Regions from separate parts of the Homo sapiens genome. Here region 1 is linked to region 2. The links are chromatin loops, found by intact Hi-C in ENCODE. Cell type or tissue: mammary epithelial cell. All regions are shown on one strand. Each heading gives the region's core, and the rest is flanking DNA. Links, peaks and the distances in the headings are about the cores only. Region 1 overlaps LINC03036 (long intergenic non-protein coding RNA 3036). Region 2 overlaps LINC03036 (long intergenic non-protein coding RNA 3036).

Region 1 (10,458 bases), core at 718-8,717, 130 kb after region 2:
ATTGGAGAAGAGGAAATAACTAGACTTTTGAGGGATTACTAAACACTGACTCTGAACCAACACCAAGCAATGTGGCCATGGCATCATGGATAGAGGCTCTACATGGGCTCATGTAGAACATGTTCTTCCATTCCTTAGGGCCACCTGGCTACAGATATGTCACCATTCCCCAGGGGAACCAGCCAGTGATCCAGTGGCAAGTTGATGACATTGTATCATTTCAATCATGGGAGGAGCAAACATTTTCTAATTGGAATAGAACCTTTAGATATGGATTTGCTTTCCCTACTGGCCATACTTCTGCTAAAAACTAGCATATGTGGGCTTACTGAATACCTAATTCACAATCATGGTTATTTACTTGGAGGCCAATATAAGGAAGAGAGGGTGACTTCCACAAATCCAAATAAAATATAAGCAAACTGTAGAATTAACATTTTACCGTCATCAATTTCATATTTATTAAAGTACTTTTCTGACAATTTAAGACCAGCAGATGTAAAGTTTCAGGGAAGAATTACTTTTTTTAATCCTGCCCTACTATGATCAAATTTATTATGAAAGATTAGCTAGAGGAAAAAAGCAAACACTTTCTAATTTATTAAAGGAAACATTTCCTCGACTGTCCACCAAGCTTTCTACAAGTTGCAGACCTCGAAACATGTTGATCATTTGATTCCATTTTCTTAAAAAAAACCCATCATGGCCGGGTGTGGCGGCTCACGCCTGTAATCACAGCACTTTGGGAGGCCAAGGCAGGTGGATCACAAGATCAGGAGTTCAAGACCAGCTTGGCCAATATGGTGAAACCCTGTCTCTACTAAAAATACAAATATTAGCTGGGCGTGGTGGCGAGCACCTGTAGTCCCAGCTACTTGGGAGGCTGGGGCAGGAAAATCGCTTGAATCCAGGAGGCAGAGGTTGCAGTGAGCCAAGATTACGCCACTGCACTCCAGCCTGGCGACAGAGTGAGACTCCGTCTTAAAAAAAAAAAAATCAAATCATAACTTTTATTCTTGCAGCTACACTGAAAACAGTGCCTGTGTCCTGGGATTGCATCACACTAAATAAATCTGAACTTTTCCTCAGGAGCTGAAGTTGTGCAAGGTCAAGATTCCTTTCCAAACAAACCTGTCCATGACACTGCCCCATTTCTACCAGCAGACCTGCTTCGGACCTCCTGGCCGGCTCCTGGCTGCCCTCCAGGAGGCCAAGACATGCCCTGAATGCCAACAGGTGTCAGTGCTATGGCTTGGGGCTTTCTCATTCATCCAGAATCTGCTTTGTCTGTGCTCTAAGCCGCGGCAGGTGTCAGAAGCCGATCTTCAAGGCACTGCTCAAGCCCAGCCAAGTTTCTAAAGTTGGAATGCTGGCCGGCAGTGCTAGATGTGTGTGTGTGTGTGTGTGTGTGTGTGTGTGTGTGTGTGTGTGTGTGTGTTTGCTTTGGGGGGTAGGGTTGTTTTTTTGTTTGTTTTTGAGACAGAGTCTCGCCCTGTCGCTCAGGCTGAAGTGCAGTGGCGCAATCTCCACCTCCTGGATTCAAGCAATTCTCCTGCCTCAGCCTCACAAGTAGCTGGGATTACAGGGGTGCGCCATGATGCTCAGCTGATTTCTGTATTTTTAGTAGAGACAGGTTTTCACCATGTTGTCCAGGCTGGTCTCCTGACCTCAGGTGATCCGCCCGTCTTGGCCTCCCAAAGGGCTGGGATTACAGGTGTGAGCCACCACACCCAGCCTGTTTGTTTTTTTTTAAAAAGCCTCCTTGCAGGTAAGTTAAGACCCAGCCTGTCCTTAAGCAGAAGTGTCAGCAGCTACAGAAAGAGTCTCGAGGTGGCTATATCCACACACATCTCCTCTGGTTCACTCAGTCACCCTTCACTAACTACCACCTATGGCATCAGAGCTGTGGGCCCGAAGAGGGGCAGGGAGTCCTGCTGAGGAAGGCGGCAGTAAGGAGCAACAGTGTCGCATGGAAGTAGATGCATGAGTTACTAACTCGAGCAGAAGAGGACTGTGGGGAGTCAAGGAAGTTGTGCCACTCAAGTCTCCTTCAGATTCAAGGAACAGAATCCCAAATCAAATCAGCTCAAACAAACAGGACACTTACTGGCTCACCTCACTGGGAAGTCCAGGGTTATCCTGCTTCAGGCCTGGCTGGATCCAGGGGCTGAAGCAATGATGTCATTAGGGCTCTGTGCGTGGTTTACTTCTGCAGGGAGATGCTCTTCCTGTGGGGGAAAGATGACCACTGCAGTCACAGACTCATCATATCCCACATGAGTAGTGACAGCAAAATGATCATCTGTCTCTCTCATAACACCACTCCCAGGAAAGGGTCTGACTTGTCACATGCCCATGCCTGAACCAATCTTTGTGACCAGGGAGACAGGATATTCAAACTGATCAGTCTGTATCATCTGCCCACCTGTGGCAGGAGCAGAGCTGTGACCAACAACCCTACCAGGAGCCTGGGGCATGAGGGAGGCGTTGTGCAGACAGACCCAGAGAAGGAATACACGAAGGCTGCTTCAACCACTGAAGGCTTGAGATGGCACGTGAGCTGGCCTCAATGGCTCAACGCAATCTACTAGGGGACAGTGAGGAGGCAGAGCAAACACGCATGGGACAGGAGTGATCCTAGAGAATGGCTGGAGAGGGAGAAGCAAGCAGAGCGAGCCACAGAGCCCCACTCCCGGGCCACGTCTGCTCCACCTCTCACCCCTCCTGGCCTGTCTGCCACTTGATTCTGGGGGTGGGGCAGGGTGCAATGATGACAGATGAGGAAGCAGATAGCATACTGACTTCTAGTTAGTCTATTTAAAAATGGAGATTGGCACCACCAAATCCTAGCTGAAAGCATGTTCAGGTGTGCAATGCTGCAATCATTAGGAAGAAGGAGGCCAAACCGGCAGGTGCAGCTACTGAGACCATTCTGGCAGGAGAACCCAGTGCCTGAGGTGAGCTGGCTGCAGTCTCTAGAGGCAAAGGAGGCAGTCATTGCCGGGCTTTCAGGGTGAAGGCAGCAGCAAGGATAAGACAGAGCTCAGGATTTAGAACCCAACATCCTGCTTTCAAATTTTTTGTATTTTAAAAAAATAAGTAAACAGGCCGGGCACGGTGGCTCACGCCTGTAATCCCAGCACTTTGGGAGGCCAAGGCAGGTGGATCACCTGAGGTCAGGAGTTTGAGACCGGCCTGGTCAACATGGTGAAACCGCATCTCTACTAAAAATACAAAAATTAGCTGGGTGTGGCGGCACGTGCCTGTAATCCCAGCTACTTTGGAGGCTGAGGCAGGAGAATCACTTGAACCTGGGAGGTGGAGGTTGCAGTGAGCTGAGATCGCGCTACTGCACTCTAGCCTGAGTGACAGAGTGAGACTCCATCTCAAAAAAAAAAAAAAAAAAAGTAGACCTATAACTATGCAAAAAAGCTACCCATAATTCTACCACCTGGAGAAGACCACTGTTAGCAATTTCATATATATCCTTCTACACTTTTACATACATTTTCTTATATATCCCCATATTTTTTACACAAAATATATAGAAGCAAAGATACGTACCGTTTCATTTAACAACAACAAAAAGTGGAGATGGAGATCAGACTGTGTCCTGGCCTCGTTTAACAGTGATAGGTGTCAGCGTGGTTCCATGCCACTGCGTGCCCTTTTATTTAAGGGTGAGAAATCTGAGATCCAGAGGAGAGAAATAACTTGCCATTTCTGTGTAGCAGGTCACTGGTGGATCAGAAACAGCGATGCTGGCTCTCACTCACTCTGGTCCTTTCCAGCCATGATGCTGCTGCATGGTGACCTCCCTTTGAAGGTGACACTTCTTCAACATGGGGGGCCTGTGGCCTCCAGCTGCAGGCAGCAGCTAGGGGCAGCTGGTGCGATATGCCTTGGACTTCCCCAGCAGATCCCAGGACTCACAGCCCTCAGCCTCAGGGCAGCCTGCAGAGCAGCCACTGTGACTCCCTGGCCAGGACCCCGGACCGGACTTCCCAGGAGCTATCACCTCCCACCCTCCAGCTGGGTCCAGTTACTACACAGAGAGATGAGCCTGGACATTACCTCTGGCCAAGAGACAAGGTGTGGCTGGTTCAACCACAGGCCATGGGTACACCCGCCCAGGCATGTCCAGGCAGTCAGGATTCATCTTCAGGTCGTCAGGGGACATGTGGCGTGCTTTTCCTGTGGCCAGACAATGAATGCTCTTTGGCTCCAGGAAGGGAGCTGTTCCTCACCAAATGTCACAGCAGTGGACACAGGGGCCCTGACGATGAAAGGCATCCTGAAAGGCAAGCCCACCACCCTGAACCTTCCCAGGGAACTGAGGGAAATGGAGAAGTTAAAGGACAGCTGGAGACACCCACCAGGCTGCAGACACACCCCAGGCTGCAGACACACCCACCAGGCTGCAGTCTGCAGAAACAAGAGAGGAAAACCTTAGCAGTCAAGAGAGCTGATGGGTGAAGGGCACCAGCTTTGGAATCTGCTAGCCTGGGTTCCAATTCCCATCAAGTTCTTGCTGGCTGTGTGACCCTGGGTGTGTTGCATTCCCTGTCTTAGCCTCAGCCTCCACATCTATAAAATGGGATTACTCATGATACCTTCCTCCCTGGATAACTGGAATTTAAATGAGGAGCCAGAGGAGAGCTCTTAGCACACTGCTAGGTGGGTTACTTATGGGTTTTTTGTTTGCTGTTTTTGAAACAGGGTCTTGCTAGGCCAGGTGTGGTGGCTCACACCTGTAATCCCAGCACTTTGGGAAGCCGAGGCGGGTGGATCACTTGAGGTCGGGAATTTGAGACCAGCCTGGCCAACATGGTGAAACCCCGTCTCTATTAAAAATACAAAAATTAGCTGGGTGTGGTGGCGCACATCTGTAATCCCAGCTACTTGGGAGGCTGAGGCAGGAGAATTGCATGAACCCAGGAGGCAGAGGTTGCAGTGAGCTGAGATGGTGCCATTGCACTCCAGTGTGGGCAACAGAGGAAGACTCTGTCCCCCTGACCCCCAAAAAAGGAAAAGAAACAGGATCTTGCTATGTTATGCTGGTCTCCAACTCCTGGGCTCAAGTGATCCTCCCATGTAAGCCTCCCAAGAAGCTGGGACTACAGGCATGCACCACCGATGCCTGGCTACCCACTGTTTTTATTATTTACCTAGTGGTGCTGAGAAAGGAGAGATACCACCTAAGTGAATGTAACCACATCATAGACACCCAAAACACCAACTAGTGTGCTCGTCATTTTCTTTTCTTTTTTTTTTCTTTTTTTTTTTTTTTAACAGAGTCTTACTCTGTCACCCAGGCTGGATTGCAGTGGCACAATCTTGGCTCACTGCAACCTCTGCCTCCCAGGCTCAAGCAATTCTCATGTCTCAGCCTCCCAAGTAGCTGGGACTACAGGCGTATGCCACCATGCCTGGCTAATTTTTGTATTTTTAGTAGAGACGGGGTTTCGCCATGTTGGCCAGGCTGGTCTCAAACTCCTGGTCTCAGGTGATCCGCCCACCTTGGCCTCCCAAAGTGCTAGGATTATAGGCATGAGCCACCGCGCCCAGTCAGGTGTGCTAATCATTTTCTAAACTAAATGTATTAGGCACTTCCTGCCTTTTTAAACAGAGTAAATGAAATTTAACATGTTCCCAATAACTCAGAATTGACATTACCAAATTACTACACTCTGCCATCCCACAGTACTATCCGTAGAAGTAGCCGAGTGTATGTCTAACACCACCTCCTCTATCACCACCAACTCAATGGCCTGAGCTGACCATGAGTCATCAAAGAAAATGTTACAAATGTATGTAAAGATTTAATGGGTTCCTAGAAAGGAGCTGACTCTCCTGTATAGCAAAACTACTCAGTAGAACACGGAGAGAGTTACCCAAAGCCTTTTACTCACGCCCAACTTCTCAGCCTCTTCCTAGATGGCTGGGCTTCTGAGGGTCAGATTCGTAGAAAGGGGACCATTATTCTGTTCATCCAACATGACTTTCAACACAGAGAGTGCTTCAAGGTGCTTTGTCTTTTAGATACATGCATAACTACTATCACTGAAATATTAGGTTGGTGCACAAGTAATTGCGGTTTTTGCCAAGAAAAGTAATGGCAAAAACCGCAATTACTTTTGCACCAGTGTAATAATTAGCATCTTCCGCTAATCTTTTTCTAGAAATTTGAGAGAGACTTCAGCTGAGTTAAATTCATGTCTCTGACACTGGGTTTCTCTTTCCAGCCTGTAAAGACCACTTTGAGGATGATGAGACACATCCTGAGCAGAGCCAGCTAGGCGTGGCCCCTTGAAAACAGCCCTTGTTTCCCGATCACATGATCTCAGCTCCTTCTCCAGTGGCACTCATCACATTATTCTGCAGTCACTGAGCTTCTGTCACCCAACAGATATTTGCAAAGTCCCATGATGTACCAGGCACCAGGAGAGCACTGAGGGTCCCTCTTTCCAGAAGCCCCCATCAGTGAAGGGAACAGACAGGTGGCAGCGGTCTGTCCTGCCTTGTGGCCAGGAGGTAGCAAGTACAAAGTCCCTGGGGTCTTGGAGGACAAAGTGACCAGCTCTGCTGCATGGGAAAGGAGGAAGCTTTCCTGAAAAGGGGACACTTGAGCTGAGCCTCGAAGGCCAAAAAGGAGGAAGGGTGCCTGTAATCCCAGCTACTCAGGAACCTGAGGCATGAGAATCACTTGAACCTGGGAGGCGAGGTTGCAGTGAGCTGAGATCGCACCACTGCACTCCAGCCTGGGCAACAGAGTGGGACTCTGTCTCAAAAAAAAGAAGGGAAGGGTATTCCTGGCAGAGGAAGAGGCTTGTGCAAAGGCACAGAGGTGTGAATGTTTGCAGCTTCCGTGGAGCTGAGGCAGAGGCTGAGTCCAGACTGCAAATGTCCCATCAGTGTCCATGCATCACCTTAGAGACAGTCTGGGCAGAATTGGGAAAGGACCCAAGAATCTCCCTCCAGTCCCTTACCTCTTGGCTGGAGCTCATCCCAGGAGACCTGCAGCCCTGCTTTACAATCCAGGAATTGAAGGTTCCACAAAAGCCCGCGAGACAGGTCCCCCCAAGCCCAGGCACATCTTAAAGAGCTTGTGATCGTTTGCTGGAGACTGCACCTGCAGATGACCAACTGGACCACAGAGCGGCAGATCCCCTGGCCTAACAGGCTAAAAATAGTCCCAGTGTAGATTTCCAGACAAGACTGACGCACTCAAACCAAAAAGACTCACAGATTTGCACAGCTGATGAAAACTAAAATATCAACAGGCTCCTCCAGCCTGCAGAGCACCTTACTCAACCAGACAGAGATTTAGCAAGAGATTCGTTTTCTGAGCTCCTGCCAGATCCCGGGAGGAGAGGCCAGAGAGTTTGTTATCATCTCTTAAGTAAACCATGATTCATCCTCATAGCAGAAAAAAGAATGAGGTGGCAGTATATATACTGACTTGGAAAGACTCTAGGACATAGTAAATGATAAAAGCAAACTGCAGAATGTATGGAATCACAGATATACTAAATTAAAAAGTGTGTGTGTGTGTGCGTGTGTATGCATGTGCGTGTGTTCATGTATAAATGCATGGCAAAAAGCCTGGAATTCCTCACAACCACGCCATGCAGTAGTATTGTTATCCATTTAAGCTTTTGTGAGGTTAAGTAACTTGAACATATGGCATAGTAAATATGGCTATTATATCCAGACCATATGGAACTGGATTATGATAACAATCGCTGAGATTTATATAGCAAACTTTTTTTTTAAGAACTGAAGAATACTCACTAAACCCATTCATTTTACTGTGTGCCTGGCACTACTCTTGCCTCTGGAGATAAAGTGATGAAAAAGTACAAGTGAAGTCTCTGCCTTCGTGACACTAACACTCCAGGGTCACCTCCGGGGAGGTAATGATAGAGAGTGGGAGTCAAGGAGATAAAGGAAAATATTATCCTTGTCTATAATGTTTGAATTATTATTATTATTTTTTTTTTTTTTTGAGACAGAGTCTCGCTCTCTCTCCCCGTCTGGAGTGCAGTGGCGCGATCTCGGCTCACTGCAAGCTCCGCCTCCCGGGTTGACACCATTCTCCTTCCTCAGCCTCCGAGTAGCTGGGACTACAGGCACCTGCCACTGCGCCCAGCTAATTTTTTGTATTTTTAGTAGAGACGGGGTTTCACCATGTTAGCCAGGATGGTCTCAATCTCCTGACCTCGTGATCCACCCGCCTCAGCCTCCCAAAATGCTGGGATTACAGGCGTGAGCCACCATGCCCGGCCTGAATTTTTTATAATAGGAATTAATCCACTATTTGAATAATTAAAATTTATTTTTAGTGTTCTCAATGAAAAGGCACCCTTTGCCTTTGAGGACATTTTTTTCTTTTCTTTTCTTTTCTTTTTTCTTTTTTAGAGAGACAAGGTCTCATTATGTTGCCCAGGATGGCCTCAAACTCTGAGGCTCAAGTGATCCTCCTGCCTCAGCCTCCAAGTAGCTAGGACTACAGGCACGTACCACCACACCTGGCTGCCTTTGGCGGTATTCACTCTTCAAGCCTACCACCCAACTACTAAGAGTTGATTTTTAATAACTTTAATTTTGGGGTTGTTTTTATCTTTTTTCCCTTTTTTGAAATGGAGTTTCACTCTGTTACCCAGGCTGGAGTGCATTGGCGTGATCTCGGCTCACTTCAACCTCCACCCACCGGGTTCGAGCAATTTTCCTGCCTCAGCCTCCCGAGTAGCTGGGACTACAGGCGTGCGCCACCACGTGTGGCTAATTTTTGTATTTTTAGTAGAGATGAGGTTTCACCATGTTGTCCAGGCTGGTCTTAAACTCCTGACTTCAAGTGACCCACCTGCCTCAGCCTCCCAACATGCTGGGATTACAGGCGTGAGCCACCGCGCCCGACCATAACTTTAGTTTTAATGACTATAACAGTATGTGCATTCAGAAAAGTGAAATACAGGGAGATGTCATTTGGGGGCACCTTGCTATGCACTGTCTCTATGTTAGACCTTTTCCATACACCATCTTGTCTGATCTTCTGTACAACTACAGCAGGAGTTGAGAACAATAGCTACTTCATAGATCCGTTCTTAAACAGGGGTGACTTTGCCTCCAAGGGACATGTGGTAAAATCTGAAGATGTGTTTGGTGGCCACACTGTGGGGGGCAGGGCGGTTACTACTGGGATCTAATGGAGAAAGGCCAAGGATGCTGCTAAACATCCTACAGTGCACAGCACAGCCCACAACCAAGAATGACCCAACCCAAAACGCCAATGGTGCTGGGGTTGAGAGACCATGTCACAGATGAAGAAACACGTTCGGGGAAATGACTTCCCCCAGGTCACACAGCTAGTGTGGTAAGCAGAATAACGGCCATCCAAACCTGTGAGTACGTTACCTTACATGGTAAAGGGGAATTAAAGCTGGATTAAGGTTGCTAGCCAGCTGATCTTAAAATAGGGAGATGATCCTGGATTATCCAGGAAAGCCCAATGTAATCACAAGGGTCCTTATAAGCAAGCAAGGAGGCAGGAGGGTCTGTGTTAGAGATGAAGAGTGAGAAAGACTCAACCAGCCTCCACTGGCTTTGAAGATGGAGTTGGGTTTGACCCCAAGGCCTAGCTCTTGACCACTACACTAGAAGAAGGGTTGGGGAGGAAGATCAGGGATCTTCTATAACCCCACAGTCCAGGGAGAACCATTGTTAATATTTTGGAATTAGGCCAGGCACAGTAGCTCGATGTGATCCTCCTGCTTTGGCCTCCCAAAGCACTTTGGGAGGCCAAAGCAGGAGGATCACTTGAGCCTAGGAGTTTAAGGCTGCAATGAGCTATGATCATGCCACTGTACTCTAGCCTGGGCAACAAGAGCAAGACCCTGTCTCTAAAATAATAACAATAGTATTTTGGAATTATACCATAGTTACAGATGTATATCATAAGCATTCACCTGTGTCATGAAAAATTAATAGAGGCCAGGCGCGATGGCTCACACCTGTAATCCCAGCACTTTGGGAGGCCGAGGCAGGTGGATCACGAGGTCAGGAGTTCGAGACCAGCTTGGCAAAGATGGTGAAACCCCGTCTCTACTAAAAGTACAAAAATTAGCCGAGCGTGGTGGCAGATGCCTGTAATCCCAGCTACTCAGGAGGCTGAGCGAGAGAACTGCTCGAACCCAGGAGGCGAAGGTTGCAGTGAGCTGACATCGTGCCACTGCACTCCAGGCTGGGCGACAGAGTGAGACTCCGTTTCAAAAATAAAAAAAAATAAAAAATTAATAGAAAGTCTAACTTTAATTGACCATGTGATAGTTTATCATGTGTTTTAGCATCATTTAACTTCTTACGTGGGCATAAGTTGTTTTCAATTCTGTGCTAAAACCACCCTGCAATAACTATTTTTACTGAATTTCTGACTGCATTCGGGGTTATCGCCTTAGA
Region 2 (10,458 bases), core at 1,681-9,680:
CTAGCTTGAAGAAGTTAGGTGTTTTTACTTCTTTATCCTATTCTGCATTGTGTGAATTTTTTAAATGACTATGTAATATATTTACAGACAGGAAAAAAGTGGAAATGTCACCTAGGAAACTTATCTCTCTTTTATATAAAAACATGGACTTTGAGTCCTTAGAAACCCTGCCTCCTCCACCACCCCCTGCCGATTCCCCTGCTACCAACTCCTGTAATGGAATCTGACTGACCTTGGCGTTGCTCTTCTCACTGGCCCAGGAGAATCAAATCCATGCTGTATGTGTGTGGCGGGGATGGGGAGCACCAAGCCCCAGGGAGGCCTTTGTGCAGATGCCAAGGAATAAGTTTCCCTTCCCAGCTGTCTGCAAACAGAGCAAAGAAATTACCCATGAAACCAACTCCAGCCATGTTAGAAAAAAATCCTTCCATCCAAGTCATAATATTTTTAGAGTGAGATTTACTTTACAATATTTTAATAACTGCAGCATGGTGACTGGAAGTCCTTTGCAGCTGGTCTCCGGGGCCTTCCTGGGACGTTGCACTTAATGAGGTTTATAATTCAATATAACTACATCTGCATCTTTAATTATGCCTAACATTTAATCTTCATTGCTGCACTTGAATTGGAAGAGCTAAAATTAGGCCTGCTTTAGTTTAATCTGATAATAAACATCCATGACATTTAGAGAAAAATGTACTCATTTCATTAGAGTGGCCGAAACATTTGCCATTTGCCTGAACTGAACAAATACTCTCAACAGCCCATCCAACTGTAACAAAGAACATTGTTTTAAACAATTCCCTTGTAGACTCCTGGAACTCTAGAGCTGACAAGGACCTTGGAGGTTAAGTAGTCCAATATCACCACTTTGCCAGTGAGGGCACTAAGGCCCACAGAGGTTAAGTCATTTGTCCAAAGTCACACAGCAAATTAGCAGGTATTACAGGAAACAGAACCCAGGATTCTTTTTATTTTTTTAAGAGTAAAGTGATAGCAAGTTTATTAAGAAAGTATAGGAATAAAAGAATGGGAATAAAAGAATGGCTACTCCATCTGCAGAGCACCAGGATTCTTAAGTCTCTGGCCAAAACAATCTTTGTCATTCTTCTACTGCCAACCTGGGACATCATTTTTTGATGGCTAAGTCTCCCTCTGAGCAACCATCACCTCCCTTTTTTTTTATGGAATTCAGACAGGATGTCATTCAAGTACCTATATTGAGCCTCACAGCCTGACCCCAAACGCAAACTAATAAGAAAATATAAAAGGCAAGATGTTAAAAGACACACCGTCATTAAAACCAAGACAAACATCTCCGTGAACCAAAACCCAAGTAAATAAAGCATAAAATGGGCTGCTGAAGCTTGAGCCGATTTGGCTGCAGGTTCAAAAGGAGACAGAGAACCTGTTTGAGCTTTGATTTAACCTGGGCAGTGGCTGAAAAAAAAAACCTGCTACTGACCACTGCCACGGGGGACCATTTGTCTGAACCTGATTACATAGAAAGAATAGAGAGGTCAGAGGGAGCAGACAGATTCTCCAACAACATCTGGGCCAAGCTGCCCACTGAATTAGTGACAGGGACTGCACATCCCTGGGAAGGCGAAGGGGAAGGGGGAAAGGAGAGAGAGGGAAGGAGAGAAGGAGGGAGAAAGGAAGGAGAGAAAAAGCAAGGAATTAAATAGACACCACTGAAAATCAAATTGCTGGCATGTAAGAAAGCTTTGAGATAATCACACTACTGCAGAGGAAATATATGCAGAGATTAGAGCAATTAGAACATAACAGCTATTTTTTTGAAATGATCTAACACAGAATAGCTGGTACCTTTGAAATAAAGAACTGTCATGGTTAATGTTACGTGTCTACTTGTCTAGACTATGGTGGCTAAAAAGTTTGATTAACACCCATCTAGATGTTGCTATGAAGGTATTCTTTAGATGTGGTTAACTTTTAAATCAGTAGACTTTTAGTTAACAGAATACTCTCATCTGTAATCCAATGTGGGTGGGCCTCAACCAATCAGTTGAAGACCTTAAAAGAAAAAGACTGATGTCCTTCAAGGAAGAAGGAATTCTGCCTTCCGACTGCCTTTAGATTTGAGGCTGCCACATTAGCTCTTCCTGGGTCTCCTGCCTGCCTAGATTTTGGACTTGCCAACTCCCACCATTGCATGAGCGAATTCCTTAAAATCTCTCTCTTTCTCCATATACTTATTTATATTTATTTTTGTATCTGTATTTATATTTAGTTTTGTTTCTCCAGAGGACCCTAATACAAAAACTCAAGAAAATTTTTAAACAGTGTGTTCACATTCACGTGGTTGAAAAATCACATATGTGATAAGACAAAAGGAAAAGGGAAATTTTTAAATTTTTTAACAGAATATTACAAAATAAAATAAAAAGTATATTCAGAAGGATAATTCAGGGAGGATTCCCCCAAAATGAAGGAATCACTAAATCTGACCATTGAGAGGGCATACCATGTAACAAATAAAAATGATATTGAATGCTCAATATTAAGGCATATCCTGCTGAAGCCATTGAACTTGAAAATAAAGTACTTTCTTCAGTACAATGACAATTAATACACGTTGAGGGAATGGCACAATTAGACAATGACAATTTGCAAACCATCATAACGATAATTGACTCAGGCAAGAATCATTAGCAGAGGCTAAAACTTGTGGGTGAAAATTTCAGGATGAACAAGATATTGTCATAGTCTCAAAATACCTCCCCACAAAATACCAATTTCCTACAAAGGTGAAAATAGCAACCATGAAAGTGGAAAAGCCCAGCAGACACCACCGTAACCAAGTAACCAAAGTTACTGTCCGAAGCCATGGCGCAAGGAACACAGCACTGCTATGTGACTCATTCCACTTCTCTAGGCTTGCTATTTTGTCGTTAACCCATTCTCACCTGTGAAGCCATCTACTCTCTGCTTCACACTATCTTGGACTGTCAGCTTTTAGGAGGCAGGGATTGGTCTGCTTAATTTATCCTGAAGGAGCTGGGCAAGAGGCAGATGTTTCCGACCTCATACAGGTGCACCTCAGAAGGGCCTTTACACCCAATCCTTTATTTGACCCTCACAACCTGAAAGCTAAGTCAAACAGGTTTTTCTCTCATTTCTACAAATGCAAAAACAAAGGCTCAGAGAGGTGAAGCCACCTGCCCAAAGTCACACAACTAGCAAGTGGTCAAGCCCAGATATCCTGGCTCCAACAAGATGCTGCAGTAGACACTGTGGTTGATGCCTCAACATCCATCCCAGCCCTGTCCCTCTGTGTGGCCACAGTTATTTCAGGGACTGGCCCTGCCTCCAGATGGGCCTCACTTAGTCAATATGAATTATAGAATCCCATCCCTCTTCATCAGGGATTGGATCAAAAGCCCAGCCTGAGCTTGTCCCTACCTTGTGCCACCTACCTTGTCCCAGGAATTGGTTCTTGCCAATAAGACACAAAAAGTCTGCTGGCCAGGCGCAGTGGCTCACGCCTGTAATCCCAGCACTTTGGGAGACCAAGGCGGGCGGATCACAAGGTCAGGAGATCGAGACCATCCTGGCTAACATGATGAAACCCCATCTGTACTAAAAATACAAAAAAATGAGCCAGGCATGGTGGCGGGCGCCTGTAGTCCCAGCTACTCAGGAGGCTGTGGCAGGAGAATGGCATGAATCTGGGAGGCAGAGCTTGCAGTGAGCCGAGATCGCGCCACTGCACTCCAGCCTGGGCAACAGTGCGAGACTCTGTCTCAAACAAACAAACAAAAAAAAGACATAAGTAGTCTGCTGAGGGCTTTTAGGGAATTTTTCCTTACTATTAAAGGACAAGATTAGACCAGGCCAGATGGCTCACACCTGAAATCCTACAACTCTGGGAGGCCAATGTGGGCAGATTGTGTGAATTCAGGAGTTTGAGACCCGCCTAGGCAACAGCAAAACCCCATCTCTACAAAAAATATAGAAATTGGCTGAGCATGGTCGTGCATGCCTGTAGCCCCAGCTACTCAGTGGGCTGAGGTGGGAGGATTGTTTGAGTCTGGGGGAGGGAGGTTGCAGTGAGCCAAGAATGTGTCCCTGCACTCCAGCCTGGGTGACAGAGCAAGACCCTGTCTCACACACACACACACACACACACACACACACACACACACAAAGCCAGTTTTTGCAGTTCTTAATTCCCACCAAAATTAAATATGCGTATATTGAAAAAAAAAAAAAGCAAGATTAGGAAGTTTCTCCATCTTTCTAGAATGAATGAGGAAGAAGATAGCCCCGCTGGCTGCTGGCAGCAAATCTACAACGAAGTGGTTCTAAAATGAAGTGGATGCTCTGGCTGGCAGAAGAGAGAGGCAGAAAGAACTAGGTATCCTTGATGGCCTCATGAAGCTCAGTGTCACACAGTCTTGAAGCCCACCCTACCTGTGAGCGTCCACTCAGGTAAGGCCACAAAGTTCCTTAACCTTTCAGCTGGGTCAAGTTGGCTTATTTGTTAATTGCAGCTAAAAGCATCCCACTGGACGCAGCACCCTCTCCCTCCCAGCAGCTTGGCATTAGGGAGCCCAGCATCCTGAAAATCCCACTGAGCTCCCAGGAAATAGTAATATCTGCCTCACCAGCCCCACATTGCCCCATCTTCCCCAATGGCTGTTTGCCAACTTTATTGCATCAAATCTATTGAAGTTTTTGTTGTTGTTGTTTTAACTTCGCAGGGAAGGCTGTTCTATGGTGCTGTGAGTCATCCTGGGAAGCAGCAGCCCTAGTGCTAAGGCAGGATGCAGATCAGTCTGTTCCAGTACCCACCTCCCCTCTCTCCTCCCCCGCAAAGGGCAGTTTCCTCTGGAATCCATGCACATGCAATTTATTTCTAACTGCTCCAGCAGGTTCCAATCCTGTTGCTTGCTGCGTCTAGTTATTCACTTGGAATCAGAGCTGCTGGAAAGTCAAAATTAGCCTCATTCTACCAGCATGAAATAGAAACACAGAGGCAGTCCCTTGGCTTTAGGGAGGCAAGAATCTAGAATTTTTCTTATCTCTCTGTGAATACCAGAGCTGAGGGTTACATGGGTCTGTGATTACACAGTCATTTGGAAATTGTGCAAGTTGGAAGCAGCACTGTCATTGACTTCCTGTTAAGAGGAGGCAGCAGGAGAAGCCTTCCAGAGAGGGACACAGGGCAGCCATCTGGTTGGAAGTCATTGTGCTTACATAAGTTGTCTGTTCACTTAAGGAGGCAAGGGTTAAGCAGGCTGCAAGGCAAGGAGTGTGAATGACCCTAAGCCATGCTTGACACCATGCATTAATGATGTTTTTTATCTTCTGTAGTTTATAAAGCTTTGACATCCTGAGGCCTTGCTAATCCTGGAGAGACTCCCCTTCCAGGGCTAGCTAATTTCTAGAGATAGTAAACAATTTGCCTGCCAACATATCTTTCATATACAAACCAACCAATCCAAAACCTGTATCCCCAACCACTTCCTTTATTTAACTCTCACACACCAAGCCCATATTTTCCTTGCCCTAAATCACCCCAGGACCAAGTAACAGACTACTGGAGACCATTCCTATAGCCTAGAACCCGCAGACATTATTCAAACTCTCTAATTCTAAGCTTGCTCAAACTTGCCAATCCTGCCTCACCCATCCCTCCCCACGGAATCCCCAATAAGGTCTATGGGTCATGCCCTCTCTTCATTCTTTCTGCCTCATGACCAACTCTGGTGCCTTTGCATGTGACCCTGCATGGCACAGCATGCCCCCTTCTCTTGGGAACTGTAATAAACTCCTTTCAAGGCATATTTCTCTATGTCTGTCATCTTACCATACCTAATTAAAACAAAATCCTAGATCCTTTGTTTGTTTTTGCTTATTTTTTATTTGTTTGTTTTAGAGACAGGGTCTCACTCTATCACGCAGGCTAGAGTACAGTGGCATGATCATAGCTCATTGCAGCCTCGACCTCCTGGACTCAAGTGATCCTCCTGCCTCAGCCTTCTGAGTAGCCGGGACTACAAGCACGTGCCACCATATCTGGCTAATTTTTTTTTTCCTTTTAATTACATTTATTTTAATGCTGAATTTACTCCTGTGCCATAAGTTTTTGTTTCTTCAGTTTCTTCTGGGATATCTTTTTCTTCTGGGCAACCTCCTCTTCTGATTTAGGAACAATCTGTTCCTTTTCCGTAAGGATCATCTCAATGTGGCAGGGAGAGCTCATGTATGGGTTAATCCGACCATGAGCTCTGTGGGTCCGGCGGCGCATCTTAGGTGTTTTGTTCACTTGGATGTGCTCAATGACCAGAGAATCTACATCTAAACCCTTAAGTTCAGCATTACTCTCTGCGTTTTTAAGCATGTGCAGCAAAAATTCAGCACTCTTTTTGGGCCACCGACCTTGTGTCCAGCCCCACTGCTTGGCCTGCGTACACCTGCTAACTCCACCATTGTAACGTAGGAATGGTACACACTGTTTCTGTAAAGTGACATCTTTCAGATACTTCTTGGCTTTTCATATATGTATACCCTTGATGGCCTGAGCAGTTTCATGGTGTTCTTAAAGTGAACACAAAGATTGGAACCTCTTGATTTGCATCATTTCGTGGGGTTCTCCGGGTCAAGTGAATAGCGAACCATTTTCACAGATTACCTCAGGCTGCTTAGGGAAACAGCATTTTTTTTTTTTTTTTTTTTTTTTTTAGAGCTAGGGCCTCACTATTTTGCCCAGGCTACTGGTCTTGAACTCCTGGTGTCGGGCCTCATCCTCCCAAAGTGCTGGAATTACAGGTGTGAGCCACCATGCCTGGTCCCGGGTACATTTTAAAACCCACCACCACCTATAACTTACTCTGAGCTAGACATGTTTAGATGCATTATCTTAGGTCATTTCTACCACACTGCAAAGTAGAAACTATTAGCTCCATGTTACCTGTGAGAAAGTGAAGCTTGGTAGGCTAAGTAACTTGCTGATGTTGGTTGACAAGGAAATACTGATCATGAGCCAAGGGTGACACAGCAGACTTCTTTTTATAGAGATATAAGAAATTTTAAAGATATTGGTGTGTAGTGGGGGAGTTGGATACCGGTGATCAAAAGTAAAATAAGTTTTATTTTAGAAGAGAAATGTATTAGGCTTAGTTAGTGGACATGAAATATACTGTGAGTATATTCAAAGGAGATATTGGGGAAACCTGACATAATAACTAGAAAATAACTGATGGCACAACTACATCAAATCTCTTGAGTTTTTGTTTACATTCCTTCAACCTCAAGAGGAGTTAAGCCAAGACGGAATGCAGCCAAGTGGGGCAGAATTTCCAGCTCAGACTGAACTCTGCAGCCTACCTCCTCTCTAGGGTGTCCCAGATACAAGACATGCTGGCCGTCCCCAGCATGTTAATGATATAATGAGAAAAGCCACATGCAAGAAGTAAATAGTACTGAGAGGAAGAGCAACATGTGGCCTCACTCCTTGCTACTCAAAGTTTGGTCTGTGGACCAGCAGCATTAGCATCACCTGGGAAATGATTAGAAATGCAGAATCTCAGACTCTGTCGCAGACTTCCTGAATCTGCATGTTAACAAGATCCCTGGGTAATTCACATGCATGTTGCAATTTTAAAAGTTCTGGCCTTTGTAGTTCCACCCTTAGGAACGAGGGGAGTTGGGGAAATGATTCAGATGTGGGTGAAGGATGAGATCAGACAGAAATGGTCTTAAGCTATAAATTAAAGGGCTGGTACTGAGACTGCACACTTGGTAGTTTGAGGGTGCCACAGACCTAATGTAGCTCCCACTGCTTTGGTCATAGTTAGGTTATCAGAGTATTGCCAGTTTGAGCTGGATAATTATTTGTCATGGGAGCTGTCCTATGAACTGTAGGCGGTTTAATAGCATTCCTGGCCTCCAACCACTAGATTCCAGGAGTGCTCACCATCCCCTATCACTCCATGCCCCAACCTGCAGTTATGACAACCAAAGTTATCTCCACACATTGCCAAATGTTCTGAGGCAGACAGAAGGGAGAGGGTATGTGTACAAAATCACCCCCCTCAATTGAGAACAACTGAGGTAGATAAAGCACGTTTCATGAATTCATGTTGCCTCACCTGTTCTACCTGGGACCATCAGTTATGAGAGAAGATCCCAGGGCTGGGAGATAGTGGAATTTGTGTGTGGTCAGGGTATGAATTTGCTGCTGCAATTGTATTCCAGCTCTCTGCTGCCATCAGAAGAGAGAAGAGCCCCCAAAGGGATGGAAGGAAGGTCAACAATAATTTAGTGGGATGCCAGGATAAAAAGTCATTTATCTGGCTTCTAAGCCCACGTTACTTCCATTGTACCATGCCACTCCAAGTCAGGAGTAGCAGGAAGTGCTCTGGACCGTGAGCTATGAGATGTAGGTGTTAAGGCCAGCTCAGTCCTTATCAGCTATTTGTCTTTGGATGAGCACTTCTATCTATGGGCCACAGTTTCCTCTTTCAGGTTGGCCAAGATATTACCCTTCCAGTTTTGTCATTCCATGAAAATCCCAGAAATGATAAGAGTCATATCCATCAACTTCACAAGGCTGAATTTCCTAGTGGAAAACACAGATATAGACAAGATATAGTTGGCTGATCTTCAGCTCCCAGCTAGGCTGAGAAGAGACAAGTCCCCAGGAGGATCAAGCAGCCCAAGAGAGAAGTCTCACCATGTAATAACCTGGTCCAGTGGAGAAAATGGGCAGTGTGAGCAAGCCTCAATCAAGGCAGATACTGCTTTCATCTGAAACAGGGGAATGTGGATGGATGGTTGCCCAAGACCTTTCCGGATTGGATATTCCTTGACTCTAAGGCTGTGGAAATGACTCCTCTCTTATGGCACATTCAGATGGAGAACACTGAGTCTCAGTAACCAAATGATTCCCAAGCCTAGAGTCCTCTTCAAATTATTTTCCAGAACTTAAATAAAACTGGGCCTCTTCTAGGCCTGTCTCAGTTCAGGGCTGCATCCAAAGAAACCCAGATCCATTTCCTTAATGCTTTGGAAAGAAGCAAGTCCATATAAAAGTTATCTTGATGAAGCAGCAAAAGGGAAGTTACATCACATAGCACATACCAAGCCTACCTAAAAATAATTTACATTCTCTCCTCCTAAACCCTCTCCTAAATATACCTCCTAGCCTACCTTCTGCCATGGCCAACCTGGCCTTAACAGCAATTATTTTTACCTCTATTGCCTCCCCAGCTAGCCTGTCCTATGCAGAGCCTTCCAGATTGCCTCCAGCTTCTATCATTCTCCTCTCCACTACTCACCCTGAATAGCACCACAAATCCCTGCAATTGGCTCTATCCATGAGAAGCAGATTTGGTTGCATGAATCAGAAAACTAAAATTATCAGTGGCTTAACCACTCAAGGTCTTAGTCTCACATATCAGAAGTCTGGAAGTTATTAATTCAGGGTTTGTGTAGTAGTTCCCTCATACCTCCCATTCTCTCTTCTGCCACATCTAGGCGTGGTCTCTGTTACCAGGTCTAAGAGGGCTGCTGTAGCACCAGTCATAATGTATGTTTCCATCCTCAGAAATGAGAGAAGGGGATGAGAGGGCACATAGCTACCTTTAAGGACACTTTACAGAGTTTTGCTGATGTTTAAAATGTAGAAGAATGAAAAGGCCTTAAATCTTAAAGTACCAACAAGAAAAACATGGACACAATAACTATACTTTTCTATGAGTCTAGCAAAGAGTGAAGTACGCAAGCCTTGATGAACTGAATTCCAGTAAGTAATGAGACCTTAATAGGGAAAAGAGGGCCATGGCAGCTTTCCTACCTGAGAAAGGTTGAGAAGCTGGTTTGGCTCCATGGGGCATGTTATACAGGGAGAGATTTTCTAGCAATGAGGAGGAATCAGCCTAGCCTTAGTTGACTATGTGTCAATCAAGGTCATTTCCTGGTACAGAACCAGGGATATTTCTCACGGGTTTGACCTTACTCAAAATGGGGAGCTGGTAGAACAGTTCACATTAATGGTTGCCTCTGCAACTAGTGTTCAGCCTAAAATCACTAGAGGTCAGTCAGACTGGCAGCAGAAAGGAAAACTGAATGTGGATAAAGACAAGGACAAACTGGAATCACAAGGATGCACTAGGACCCATGAAGACAGCTGAAACCCATAAGGGCAAACTGGAATACACATCTGTCACTCACTCTTTCCAAAGTTAATCCTGTGGATCATCTACTGAAAAAGCTAACATGCTTTACTTTAGAGGTACACATGCAGTTGACCCACATCTCAGAGAAGATGAAAGGGATCTCCCGGGAGATAGAGAATCTGGGGATCAGCTGCTGCCCCATACCTGTTAGTATTCTTGGTACTCCCATTGACCTTCAGAATATAAAATAATATAGCTGCAGCTTTATTTCCATCTTCCAAGTTTTATGCAAAATGTCTCTTGTGGTCTA

What was found. Hi-C counts contacts between places; a loop is a spot of excess contacts. Peaks named below come from ENCODE experiments on the same cell type or tissue, not always from the same donor. Only the 100,000 strongest peaks of a DNase experiment are listed, where the experiment ranks them.
Region 1: it touches region 2 in a loop (4-fold over the local background); 3 of 110 quality-filtered maps call a loop at or near these places.

What each region holds. Positions count from the first base shown.
Region 1 is chr10:118,999,721-119,010,178 of GRCh38, forward strand. The region is part of intron 2 of LINC03036 (long intergenic non-protein coding RNA 3036); the gene reads right to left. Among named protein-coding and RNA genes, the nearest start is that of LINC03036, 25 kb to the right of the region's middle. In mammary epithelial cell, for the core only: no CTCF peak of the experiment used is centred there; DNase peaks (open chromatin) are centred at 4,151, 5,781 and 7,331.
Region 2 is chr10:118,865,955-118,876,412 of GRCh38, forward strand. LINC03036 (long intergenic non-protein coding RNA 3036) reads right to left here. Exons shown (of 4, transcript NR_186540.1): 3 at 233-364. It also overlaps the pseudogene RPL17P36. Among named protein-coding and RNA genes, the nearest start is that of CACUL1, 120 kb to the left of the region's middle. RefSeq lists an enhancer at 1-277. In mammary epithelial cell, for the core only: no CTCF peak of the experiment used is centred there; DNase peaks (open chromatin) are centred at 4,747, 5,707, 7,677 and 7,797; H3K27ac peaks cover 3,272 bases.